Regions from separate parts of the Homo sapiens genome. Here region 2 is linked to region 1. Evidence: chromatin contacts called from ENCODE Hi-C or POLR2A ChIA-PET data. All regions are on one chromosome and are shown on one strand. The core of a region is the stretch at or near the end of the contact, and the rest is flanking DNA. Distances in the headings are between cores, read along the strand shown.

Region 1 (6,210 bases), core at 2,220-4,719:
TATTATTCTTTAATTAGCATGTAAAACATGCCTCTTTTGAAGACTTTTTAAAGAGTTACTGAATCTTATCGACTGTGCATACCTGTTCCTGTTTGAAAAAGAACTAGAAAAATATAGATAAAATATGCTAAAATATTTGCATGGAAGATCCTCTTATCAGCTAAGCACTTGTACAGTGTTTCATTATGTGACTAGGACTTCTCTTCCTCGTGATGACTTAAATCATATTGCTGTTTACTGAGTGACTATCCTTCACCTTTTTTGAAAATTATGTTTATTATTTTATTTAGCCCTCAGCAAATATTTATGGAAAATCAGCTGTGTCCTACAGACCACTATTACGAATACTAAAATAACAAGCGACCTAAGTGGTTGAAAAAAGCGTTTGGTTAAATTCATTCATTCATTCATTTGTGAACTCTGTTTCCTGGCCATCTTCTTTGAGTTAGGCACTTGAGATTATAGTCTTGAGCAAAATAAACATACTTTTTTTTTTATCTCATGGGAATTACAGTTTTGTGGAGACAACAATAAAATCATCATACAATCACAAATTATTATAGCTATAGGAAGCGTTTTGAAGAGAGAGGTGTAAGGGTATGAGAGGTTATAATGGGAAGGCCATGAGAAAGGTTACAATGGGAGGTCCTGGCCCGGTCTTAGATACTGTGGAGTCAGTAAAAATGATGCTGTAGAAGTATGTCCATAGCATGCAATATATGCATAACATTATTAAGGGAAAAATGAATTGCAAACCAGTATGTACAGCATGATTTTATTTATAAATGTAAAAATATACATGTACATAGAAAAGTATAGAATGACATGAAAATGTCAACAGTGTGATTAGCTGTTGAATTATGGATGGTTTTAATTTTATACTTATCTCTTTTTTCCTAAGTTTTCTATAATCGATATATACATTACTTGGGTAATGGAAAAAAAGGATAAAAAGACATCTGTAGTCCCTGTGCTTGAAGACCTTGCATTCTAGTGGGGAAGACAAAATACATAGAGAAATTATGACAGTTCAGTGATGAAATGTCATGTAAAAGTGTTGTCTATTGAAAGCTGAGTGACTCCACTTTCCTGAGTTCCTAACAGCAGGCTGGTGGGGAGAGGAAAAGAAGGCAATTTGGTGATAGTACTGGAACCACCATTGTATTACTTTCCTAATGTTGCTGTAACAAATTACCATAAAGTAAGAAGCTTTAAACAATGAAGTTCTGTAAATCGGAAACTGAAGCAAATTCATTGCTTTTAACAACGAAGTTCTGTAAATCAGAAGTCTGTGCACAGCATGGCTTAGCTGGTTGCTGTGGGTTTTGAAGGCTGAAATCAAAGTGTTGACAGGGCTGTGATTTTTTTCTTGAGGTTCTAGGGAATGAATCCTCTTCCAAGCTCATTGAGGCTATTGACAGAATTCAGTTTCACATGGCTGTAGGACTGAGTTCCTATCTCCTTGCTGGCTATAAACTGAGAGTCAGTTTCAGCTTCTGGAGGTAACATATATTCTATAGCATATATTCTATGGCTCATGACTCCCATCCTCCAGCAAAATTGGGTCAGATTCTCAGTCTTGAATCTCTCTGACCTCCCCTTAGGGCAGCATCTTGGTTGCAGGTTGTACATATGAGTTGAAGACTCTCAGCCAGTGACAGGGTTTCAGGGACAGGGTAATTTTAGGCAGAGTTTTGGAGCCTCATTTAGGTATAAAGATGCTAACTAAATTTTCAGAAGGTAAGTTTATGGAGATGTCTTTGAAAATATTTTTTGTCATATTTTGGGGGTTCAAGGCAGGGCTTGCATTTTATCAGGGTAAAGTCAAGTAAAGTCGGCTGTGGAAGGATGGTACACATAATGGTGATTGGACGAAGAGGTGACTAGATGGTTATGAGGGTTTGGGGACTGAGAGGTGGCTCCAGGAGCCCATCTTCTAGTGAAGATGGAATTCTGATTAGAATACCAAGCTTGGTTCTCACTGTCTGAGGAATAGTGTGGTTGAGTCTACAGGTTGGAATTCTTGTTGGCCATCCTAAAGCCCAGAGAAGACTGGCACACACAGGAAGGTGCTCCTGACTCTATCTTGTACTCCTGACTCTATCTTGTGGAGTTGTAGAAGCTCAGAAGAAGAGAGGTATACATTTGTCCATTGGACTAATTCTTAAGTTTTACAGAGTATTCTCCCTACCTGTTGTCAAGGTATTCCTCAGAGCAGCCCAGTAGATCACCTACTTCTTCCCACACTTAGGGATACGTTTAAACAAATGGAGATGCTCTAAGCCTTTGATGAATTTGGCTTTGCTTTGAGGGAAAGCACTCCTCTCTCTGTCTCCTGTCAGTACTCTCTGATTCTAACTCTAACCTACTGTCACTCCCACTTTAGCATAAAGTGGAAAAGAGCAGCCTAGATAGATACCTCACATAAACTTGTATTTGAGAACTTATTTCCTCCCAAATTTACAAGCATTTGGAAATAGTAACATCTGTGACGTTCTAAATGAAAACTTATTGTATTATTTATACAGGTTTTTTTGTTTGTTTGTTTTTTGAGATGGAGTCTCGCCCTGTCACCCAGGCTGGAGTGCAATGGGCAAGATCTCAGCTCACTGCAACCTCCGCCTCCCGAGTTCAATAGATTCTCCTGCCTTAGCCTCCCAAGTAGCTGGGATCACAAGCACCTGCCACCACACCCAGCTAATTTTTGTATTTTTAGTAGAGATGGAGTTTCACCATGTTGGCCAGGCCAGTCTTGAACTCCTGACCTCAATGTTCCCCCCACCTCAGCCTCCCAAAGTGCTGGGATTATAGGCGTGAGCCACTACACCCGGCCTATACAGTTTTTTTCCTAAACTTTCATTCCCTCTCATGGAAAATATTAGAAGTTGTAAAGACGCTAACTAAATTTTCAGAAGGTAAATTTATGGAGATTTTTTTGTCATATTTTGTGACCATACTACTCTTAAGCCTAAATTTTTAAACTCTTTACAAAGGTAACATCTGTATTGCTAGTGCATTTCTGCCTTTAGGATAATACTTGCTGTGGAAAATACTGCGAGCAATTTGAAAGAGGAGATCCAGCTACGTACCTTAGAAAATGCGGGAGTTCAAAGTCAAAATGTTTTGCCAATTCTAAATAGGGAAGTGAAAACCTGTTTAACAGAATTAGATGACATGTATGCAGCTAGGCGGCAAGGAAGGGATGATTGGTTTTTCTCCGTGTTGTTTGACTAGGTGTATATGTTTGCCATGTCTAAGTTAAACAGCTGGTACAAATGCTCAATCTGAAGTCTCACTACTTGAGTTGGTTCTAGGTTACCTGACACCTGTGAAGATTTTTACAAGCTTTAGTCATTGTTCATGAGCTGATAGACAATGACCTTTGTAATATACTTCAGGTAATTATTAACTGCTTCAACTATGAGTTTGATGGCAATCAAGTGGGTTTGCCACCCACTTGTGTTTACCTGGGTGTCAGAGTTGAGGGCATCTAAGAAGTTAGAGGGCACACAGTCCACACACAACCACCCTTATATCTGACCCCAATTGCAAGATCAGGGGTCCATAAAACCACCTATTTCCTGGCAAATTATTTGCCAGGAAGACTTGCAGAACTCACTGAACGCTACTGTACTCATGGTTATGGTTTATTTTTAGGAAAGGATATAGAGTAAAATCAGCCAACAAAAGGAGTGCATGGGGCAGAGCTTCCATTGTTGTCTCCCTTGGGGAGAGTGGAGTACACGGAGTCCGAGCACAGTACTTTCTCAGTGTCAGTGTGTGACAATACACAGAGTATGGCTAACCAAAGAAGCTCACCTAAGCCTCAGTGTTCATAATTTTTGTTGGGACTCCATTATATGGCTGACTCAGGCTCCAGTCTCCAGCTCCTCTGGTCAATTTGATACCATGTGATCCCAAACTCTTAATCTAAACAACATTGTTGGTCTTTCTAGGGTGGTCGACGCCCACCCTAAATAGTATGTGGAGTGGTCTACCCCAACCCTAAAACACATTGTTAGACTTCTGTGACCCAAGAGCACCAAGTAAACAAAGACACTCCTATAAGGCTTAGAAATTAACTCCCAGAAGTGAAGGGCAAAGTCCAGATCTCTTTCTGAGTAAGGTTAAATTCTTACTACACACTGGGGCTCATTAAATTAAATTGGATTTTGTAAAGTCGATTTTCAGGAAGAAATTTAAAAATATTTCATTGTTATAGTTTTGTTGAGTTATAACTTACATATAGTAAAATTTACTCATTCAAGTGTAGTTTGAATTTGGTAACTATATGCAGTCATGCATCCTCCATCACAATCCATACTTCTTTTGCTCTTAGAAAATTACCTTGTGCCCCTTTGTAGTCAGTCCTTGCCCCCATTCTTGTCCCTAGACAACCACTGATCTGCTTTTCGTAGTATAGTTTTGTTTTTTCTAGAATGTCATATACAAATAATTATATATTATGTAGTATTTTGTGTCTACCTTTTAAAACATATAATAATGCTACTGAGATTCATGCATGTTGTTAAATACATCAGTGGTTAGTTCCTTTTAAATTACTGAGAAATATTCCATTGTGTGGCTATAACACAGTTTATCTGTTCACTAGGTTTTTTGCCATTTGGGTTATTTCAATATTTAACTTTTTTTTTTTTTTTTTTTTTACTATTGTGAGTAATACTGCTTTAACAATTTGTGTATGTAATTTAATATATTTCATTACTCTTGAAGAGTTAGATATATAGCATTGAGATTGCAGAGTCATGTGGTGAGGATGTTTAACTTTATAAGAAATTATCAAGCTGTTTCCCAAAGTGGTTGCTGCACTATTTTGCATTCCCACTACAATAGTAGGAGGGTTATATTTGCTTCACTTCCTCCTAACATTTTGTATTATGAGACTTTTTGTTATTTGTTACATTTTATTTTATTTTATTTTTTTTAGAGATAGGATCTCACTATGTTGCACAGTTTGGAGTGCCATGGCTATTTATTGGCATGATTATAGCACGCTACAGCCTCGAATTCCTGGCCTTAAGTGACCCTGAGGCTCCCATATAGCTGGGACTATAGGTACAGTCCCATGCATGTCACCATGCATGTCTCTGTTCTTTTTATTCTTAGCCATTCTAGTGAATCTGTAGTGGTATCTCACTGTGGTTTTAATTTGCATGTTTCTAATGACCGATGATGTTGACCATCTTTTTAAGTGCTGGTTGACCATCCATCTGTTTTCTTTTGTGAAGTATTCATATCTTGCATATTTTAAAACAAACTGGTTAGTCTTAATGAGTTATGAGCACTAAATCTGTATACAAGACCTTTGTTAGGTAAGTGTTTTGCAATTATTTTTTCTAATCTTTGGTTTGCTTTTTGTTTTCTTAGTGACATCTTTTGATGAGCAAAAGTTTTACATTTTGATAAAGTTGAATTTGTTTGTTTTTATTAATGGCTCATGTTTTTTGTGTACTATCTGGGAAATTACTGCCTTACCCCAAATTCACAATGATTTTTTTTTGTGCTTTCTACTGAAAGTTTTTTAGTTAGCGCTTATGTTGATATATATGATTCATTTTGATTTAATTTTTGATTATGGTGTGAAGAAAAGGTCAAGGTTTATCTTTTTTCTCCCATACAAAAATACAGTTATTCCAGAAGCATTTATTGAAAAGACTATCTTCCCCATTGAATTACTTTGCCACCTTTGTCAAAAATAGATTTTGTTATAGGTTTGATGGCATGAAAGGAGGCTGATGGAGTTTCTAGTAATAGCAGCTACCAGTATTATGGAGAAATAGAAATAGTTTACCTCAAATTAAATAAGCAAGGACATCATCTTTTTAATAGCACTATTTTAAATAACTAGTTGCAGCAAATCATAATAAAAGAGATAACTAGAATATGTATAGGTAGTTAGAAAGAAAAATAATACTATTTGCCAGTGACAAGGGACTATAACCTGGAATGTTTAGGAGATTCAACAAAAACGTATCTTGAAATGAGGCGCTTAAATTATAGGTTATAAAGCAGATGCCTAACTAAAGTCAGTCGTTTGTCTTATCAGTGCACAGAAAATACAATGAAAAATATAATACTTGTTTTATTAAAATAAAATCTAACAGGATATATGTGGGACCAAATACAGAGAGTTATAGTATTTTAATTAAAAAAAAAAAACAAGAGAGATATAATCTACTTCTGGTTGAG
Region 2 (6,210 bases), core at 1,833-4,332, 66 kb after region 1:
GGCAAATTATATTTACCACATATTCTATGTGAAATAAAATACGAAACACAGAAAAAGTTCTAAGACTATACATGTTTGTTGCAGCATTATTTATATCTGAAAACAATATAAATCTCTAACAGTAAGAGAATGGTTACATGTATTTTAAATCACTCATAAAATGAAATTATGTAGCTGAGTAAATATGAAGCATTTATAATGATACTTCTATGTATATTAATGAAAAGCTTATAGTGATTTGTTTATATAATACTATTTCATATATGTGAAAATGCTTAGAAAAAATACATACCATTACACTGAAATATCACTTTTTTTCTGAGTGCTAAGAGTTTGTAAATTTTTTCTAAAATATGCATACATTTATCTTAAAAATTGCCACAGATTCTAAATAGATTAAGTTTTAGGGTGCAGCATAGCATTTGGAAAACTTAATTATGTTTAAACCAGAATCATTTAAAGTATGATTTTAAAATTTATATTATATGATAAGCATGTATAACTCTGGGTGTATATGAGAATATGTGGATTATATTTCCTCATTTGAGATGGAATGGCCTCATGCAACCATCATTTATAAATAGTAGAATTTTAAGTCTGCAAATGGTGAAAAAAGAGTGGCTTTCTTCAGTAGGATATTAAATATGATCTTTGTTCTCTCTGCTTCAGGTGCTGATAGTCTGCAGCACAGGTTTAGCTGGGATTATGCTGCTCAACTACCAGCAGGACTACACAGTATGGGTGCTGCCTCTGATCATCGTCTGCCTCTTTGCTTTCCTAGTCGCTCATTGCTTCCTGTCTATTTATGAAATGGTAGTGGATGTATTATTCTTGTGTTTTGCCATTGATACAAAATACAATGATGGGAGCCCTGGCAGAGAATTCTATATGGATAAAGTGCTGATGGTAAGTACTTCAAATGCCGTTTCCTATTTTAGGGATAAAAATACCAATAAAAATATTTTGTAAAACATTCTCTATATTTAATTCACACTATATGCAACTGAGTAATTTAGAATTAACCCCATAGCACTGACTCATAAATGAGGTTAATCTAGGGTAAGTCAGGGAGGACGGCTTCTTGGCATGGACAAGATCATTTCAGATCCACCTAGCTAGAGCAGTACTGGTTAATAGTCCTAAGTTCACCCTATTCTTGCTGCCCCTCTCTCTGTAGTTAGATAGATTTGAATTGACTTTTTAAACTAGCTTCTAGCCTTTTCCTGAAATGGGGCTCAAAGACAAAATATCCTGTTTCCCAGGTCCTAGTGCCTACCTGTCTTTCTCTATCCACCACTGCCCCAAACATTACTGCTGTCAACCCTGGTTAAAACTCATTATCTTAAATATGGTAGGCCAAATTGAAAGCATTTTGTGATGAATACCGATAACAGACCCATGACTGGTAGAGTGTATAGTTATTTATTAGTCAAGATCTGAACCTTTACACAGATATATGCAGATTTTTCATATTAGAACCTCAATTAAATTTCTTTAAAATTTTGAAAACCTTATTAAATGGTTTAAGTACTGTTATAATCAGTGTTAAATGTTACCAAAGTAAAGATGCTTTCTAAATAATAGTAGTTTGCTATTAAGCTGTGAAATATTTCTATCTCAAAATGGGTAATATTGAATACTAAGCATTATACATTGAAATAACAAGTCATTTTCCAGGAGCATATTTTATCCAGTTAAATCTAAAATAAGTGTATTAATAAATAAGCTAGATTTTTTTTTTTTTCTTTTTGAGACGGAGTCTTGCTTTGTCACCCAGACTGCAGTGCAGTGGCATGGTCTTGGCTCTGCAACCTCTACCTCCCAGGTTCAAGCAGTTCTCCCTCAGCCTCCCAAATAGCTGGGATTACATGCATGTGCCACCACTCCTGGCTAATTTTTGTATTTTTAGTAGAGATGGGGTTTTACCATGTTGGCCAGGCCGGTCTTGAACTCCTGTCCTCAGGTGATCTGCCTGCCTCGGCCTTCCAAAATGCTGGGATTACAGGTGTGAGCCTCCATGCCCAGCCTAGATTTTTTTTTTCTTTTCAATAGCAAGAATTCCAAATGATTTAGCTGACCTATTTGGCACTGATTTTCTCTTTTTCTGGCAACATCAGCTAAATTCTGGACATTTTCTTAATGTCTAAACTAATTCTAACTGGTTATTTTCTTAATGGAATTTGATCATGATTATTGTATCTCTTTTGTGACTAAAGCATTTAGAAGAGTGTTACTGTTTTTTAAGTCACTGATCAAAAGCAGAGTAAAAAATAACTGTTTTCCACCCTTCAGTTTTCTCTGTAGGAATGGTGAGGATATTTAATGAAGAAGTTCCCCGTAAACGTTGACAGAATAGAAATGTTCCCTTTGGGCACATTCCCATTTCGACTACTACTAACCATAGGTTCTGGTTGATACACCCTGTCTTCCTGCTTCATGAAGTAATGTCATGGTCAGATTGACACTTTTTTTAAAAAGAGTAGTTTGTTTATGGTTTGGTTAAGAAAAAAAGCATTATGTGCTTAGCAGTATCAATGTGTTCTTTTACCTTCTATGGTTATTTAAAAGTGGAGGCTTATGGAGTAACGTGTTCTTGTTGTTTCATTTAACCTTGATATAGAAAAAAACAACAACAACAAATAAAATGATATTCTGAGTATGAGAAAATAGCCTCTTAAAAATGTTAGGTATTTTCTCTTCCAGGTAGAACTAACATTATCTCTTGGAGCCTTAGTAAGATTGTCACAATGAATGGATGGAAAGAAGATTTTTTTAATCAGCGAATTGCAGAGTCCATTTCTACAAATTTAGCAACTCTCATGTGTGATACTAAACATTATTTATTGCTATGTTTTTAAGCCATCCATTTACCAAGATTGAGTCAAAAATGTAGATGTTCTTTAGAATTCATCTACTAACAAATCTGAAAGGACCCAAGAATTTATTCAATATGGTCCATATTTTGCAGGAGTTTGTGGAAAACAGTAGGAAAGCAATGAAAGAAGCTGGTAAGGGAGGCGTCGCTGATTCCAGAGAGCTAAAGCCGATGGTAGGTGGAGATGAGGAGGTGGCCGCCCTCCAAGAATTTCACTTTCACTTCCTCTCTCTCTCTGTCTTCACTGACTGCACTTCTTCAGGAGAAGCTTTTGTTATCTGTATCACGCAGGACATGCTGCTCTTTCTGTTTGTGTGCTTACCCATCACTTGGATGGCAGAATTCTTGTCACAACTGAGACCACCTTCTATAAAAGTAAGCTGAAAGGAACAGCATCCTCGTCAGTGCTCGGCAGGGGCGGGTAGGGGATGATGGTTTTTTCCCTAAGGTAAAACTGCTGTTGCTCTTGTTTCCTTTTTAACTGTCAGTGTTTGGCTTTCATCAGACTGAACATTTTGGTGTACACTTGAACTGACGGTTTGATTTTTATCATTTTGGAAGGTGATCATAGCAATTCCTTTCAACTTGCTAAAATTCATACTCCCCCTTTTAAAAGTATGGTTCTGCTTACATTGCTGTCCTTTTCCCTTGGCTGACTTTTTCTTCTGTTGCCTAGGTTGTACTTTCTTTGTTTCTTAAGCTATTTTTCAGTAGCAAACAAGGCTGTTTTCATCAATACCCACATTCCCACTCAGTAAGACAATCTAGTCTTCTCCCAGTTTAATTGTGAGATGGATAAATTATTTCTGGTAGTTGATATTATATATGTATATGTACACAAATATATCTCTCTACTCCACTTTTATTTGAAAAAAGCAGCTTAATGAGTGTAAGAGAACCTTGAGCTGCTTTTCACATGGATATTGTCACTATAGCATAGAAACAGATGCCTCTATCATATATTGGTCTAATTACTTCCTAATTTAAACACGTATTTTTTTAAATAGCATGTTTATTTTCAAATATTATATAATTGTCTGCATCCTTAAATAATTTTAAACAATGTGTCCCCTGACTGCATATAATGTTCAAAAGTGTGAGGTAAGGACTTTCCTTTCTGTCTTCTTTACACTTTAGTAAATGATTTGATTTATAGCAAGTTTGTCCAACTTGCTGCCTGTGGGCCGCATATGGCTTAGGAAGGCTTTCAACACAAATTCGTAAACTTTATTAAAACATGAGATTTTTTGCCTTTTTTTTTTTAAGCCCATCAGCTATCCTTAATGTATTTTATATGTGGCCCAAGACAATTCTTCTTCCAGGATGGCCTGGGGAAGCCAAAAGATTGGATACCCCTGATTTGTAGGTTTTCAACTTTAAAATATATGCTATAAAATAAGTTCATTTAAGTAGGCTAGGCATGGTGGCTCATGTCTGTAATCCTAGCACTTTGGGAGGCCGAGGCAGGTGGATTGCCTGAGCTCAGCAGTTTGAGACCAGCCTGGGCAAAACGGTGAAACCCTGTCTCTACTAAAATACCAAAAAAAAAAAAAAAAAAAAATTAGCTGGGCATGGCGGCGTGTGCCTATAATCCGAGTTACTTGGGAGGCTGAAGCAGGAGAATTGCTTGAACCTGGGAGGCAGAGGTTGCAGTGAGCCAAGATGGCGCCATTGCATTCCAGCCTGGGCGACAGAGCGAGACTCCATCTCAAAAAAAAAAAAAAAAAAAAAAATATATATATATATGATATAAAATAAGCTCATTTAATTAAGAGTAAAGGAAATAGGTTTATTTTTGGAGGGAGGCAGGGAGGCTATATGTATATTCAAACTAATCGCATATTCAACCTAAGTTAAAGCCTCAATAAAATATTTAGATATAAAACCTTTCCTCTGTAACCCTTTCCAGTGCCTATTTTGGTGTTACTCTTACTTAATAGCATGAATAATTATAAAATCAAATTTAAATGTTTAGAATCCCAGAGCACAGATCACTCTAGTACCCACATAGCTCTGAATTTTAAGTTTGCATCACCTAGACATGATTGCTTGGGCAGATGGAGGCACACCAGTAATCTTCCCATCAGGTTCCATGCCTGCCCTCCACACCTTTCTGTATCCCTCTTATTTCACAAAAGCTGAGGAGGGCAGCAGTGGAGATTCTGCCAACCCTATGGCAACATGGAGAAATGAGGAAGGCTTCCTTCCTTCTACTGCTTGGAGGTCCTAATTGTTCAGCAAATCGATTCTAAGCCCAAAACTTAACAAGACATATGAAATCTTAAAATATAAACCAAGCTTTTCCCCCTTTTCTGTCTTTCTAGTGATTGAAGCTTTCATTACATCATTCAGTAATAAGCATTTAAAGAAAGGGAGAAATATTTCGAGGTTGAAGACTAGGTAATGTGGCCATGAGTTGGCACAGATTTCTATAGTATTCTTTAATGAATGGTAGATGAATTGTAGTAGATCAGAATGCAAGTATACTTTCCTTACCTAAACTCCTAATTTATAGGTAATAATCCTGGGAGAATTGCCCAGGTTATGTGGCATTCTACCAGATGCCAAATATTTTAGAAAGAGTTGTTTCCTATTAGTATTTTCAGTTTTGAAATAGTGTCCCTTACTTCAAACAATGCATTAAAATCTTTATTTAATTTTTGCTTTCATTTTATGCTGTTCATCAGTTCATTGCTTGCAGATTAATGGCAAAAACCCTCTGCTGCATCCCAAAATACATCTTCTATGTGCATTGTTCTGGTGCTTTGGACATTGTAGCATTGGGTCCCTAAGAATGATGTTTTAAATGGTTAAAAAGTTCCCAGAAGACAAGTGTGAAATGCTGCTCACAGAGTAGTTTTATTTTTTCAGCACCTTAGTACCTTCTTTATTTCTCTTCCATAGTATGCATGATTAGAGTTGGCCCCTACTAACACCATTCCTTTGCATGTGTTTCTAAAAAAGTATTTCAGAAATTTCTACTGAAAGTTTGGGGATTGATAGAATTTAGGATTGCTTATTTGTATTTGCTTGATATAATTCACATATTGTTGCTGTAGATGAAAGTTCTATAAAAGAGCATCATGCCTATTTTGCATTAGCTCTAGAAACATTGCTGCTGTTTGAATTCACTATCTTCCTCCCTCCTCAATGAGATATTTTAATTTAGGCTTCATTTTTAGCCTATAAAATAATGTTCAGTAAAATGAGGTTTTATATTTTCCTTTTGACAGCAGATCATTGAACTAAACATGAGAACTTCCGGTTTTGTTCTTGAACTTTTCCCTGAGAGAGGCTCGCTAGTTAAGGAAACTTTAAAGATTTATGAATTTTTT

What was found. Hi-C counts contacts between places; a loop is a spot of excess contacts on that map. ChIA-PET counts read pairs that join two places held with the same protein, here RNA polymerase II (POLR2A). Pooled maps may share reads with other maps.
Region 2: a pooled map shows a loop between it and region 1 (2.1-fold over the local background). The contact joins two enhancer-like sites. A Hi-C loop is called at or near these places in 2 of 168 maps with a recorded cell type or tissue (OCI-LY7 and gastrocnemius medialis), 2 of 37 single-sample maps with no recorded cell type and 3 of 50 pooled maps. POLR2A ChIA-PET finds 5 or more read pairs at or near these places in 3 of 52 experiments (CD8-positive, alpha-beta memory T cell, GM12878 and activated T-cell).

Annotation. Positions count from the first base shown.
Region 1 is chr9:105,315,647-105,321,856 of GRCh38, forward strand. The region is part of intron 3 of SLC44A1 (solute carrier family 44 member 1); the gene reads left to right. Among named protein-coding and RNA genes, the nearest start is that of SLC44A1, 74 kb to the left of the region's middle. Within about 2 kb of position 3,470, at least 4 of the 41 ENCODE cell types and tissues checked have a DNase peak (open chromatin) inside an H3K27ac peak, as active enhancers do; they include OCI-LY7, where a contact is called at or near this core.
Region 2 is chr9:105,382,454-105,388,663 of GRCh38, forward strand. SLC44A1 (solute carrier family 44 member 1) reads left to right here. Exons shown (of 16, transcript NM_080546.5): 14 at 670-906; 15 at 2,969-3,049. Among named protein-coding and RNA genes, the nearest start is that of FSD1L, 62 kb to the right of the region's middle. Within about 2 kb of position 3,083, at least 7 of the 41 ENCODE cell types and tissues checked have a DNase peak (open chromatin) inside an H3K27ac peak, as active enhancers do; they include OCI-LY7, where a contact is called at or near this core.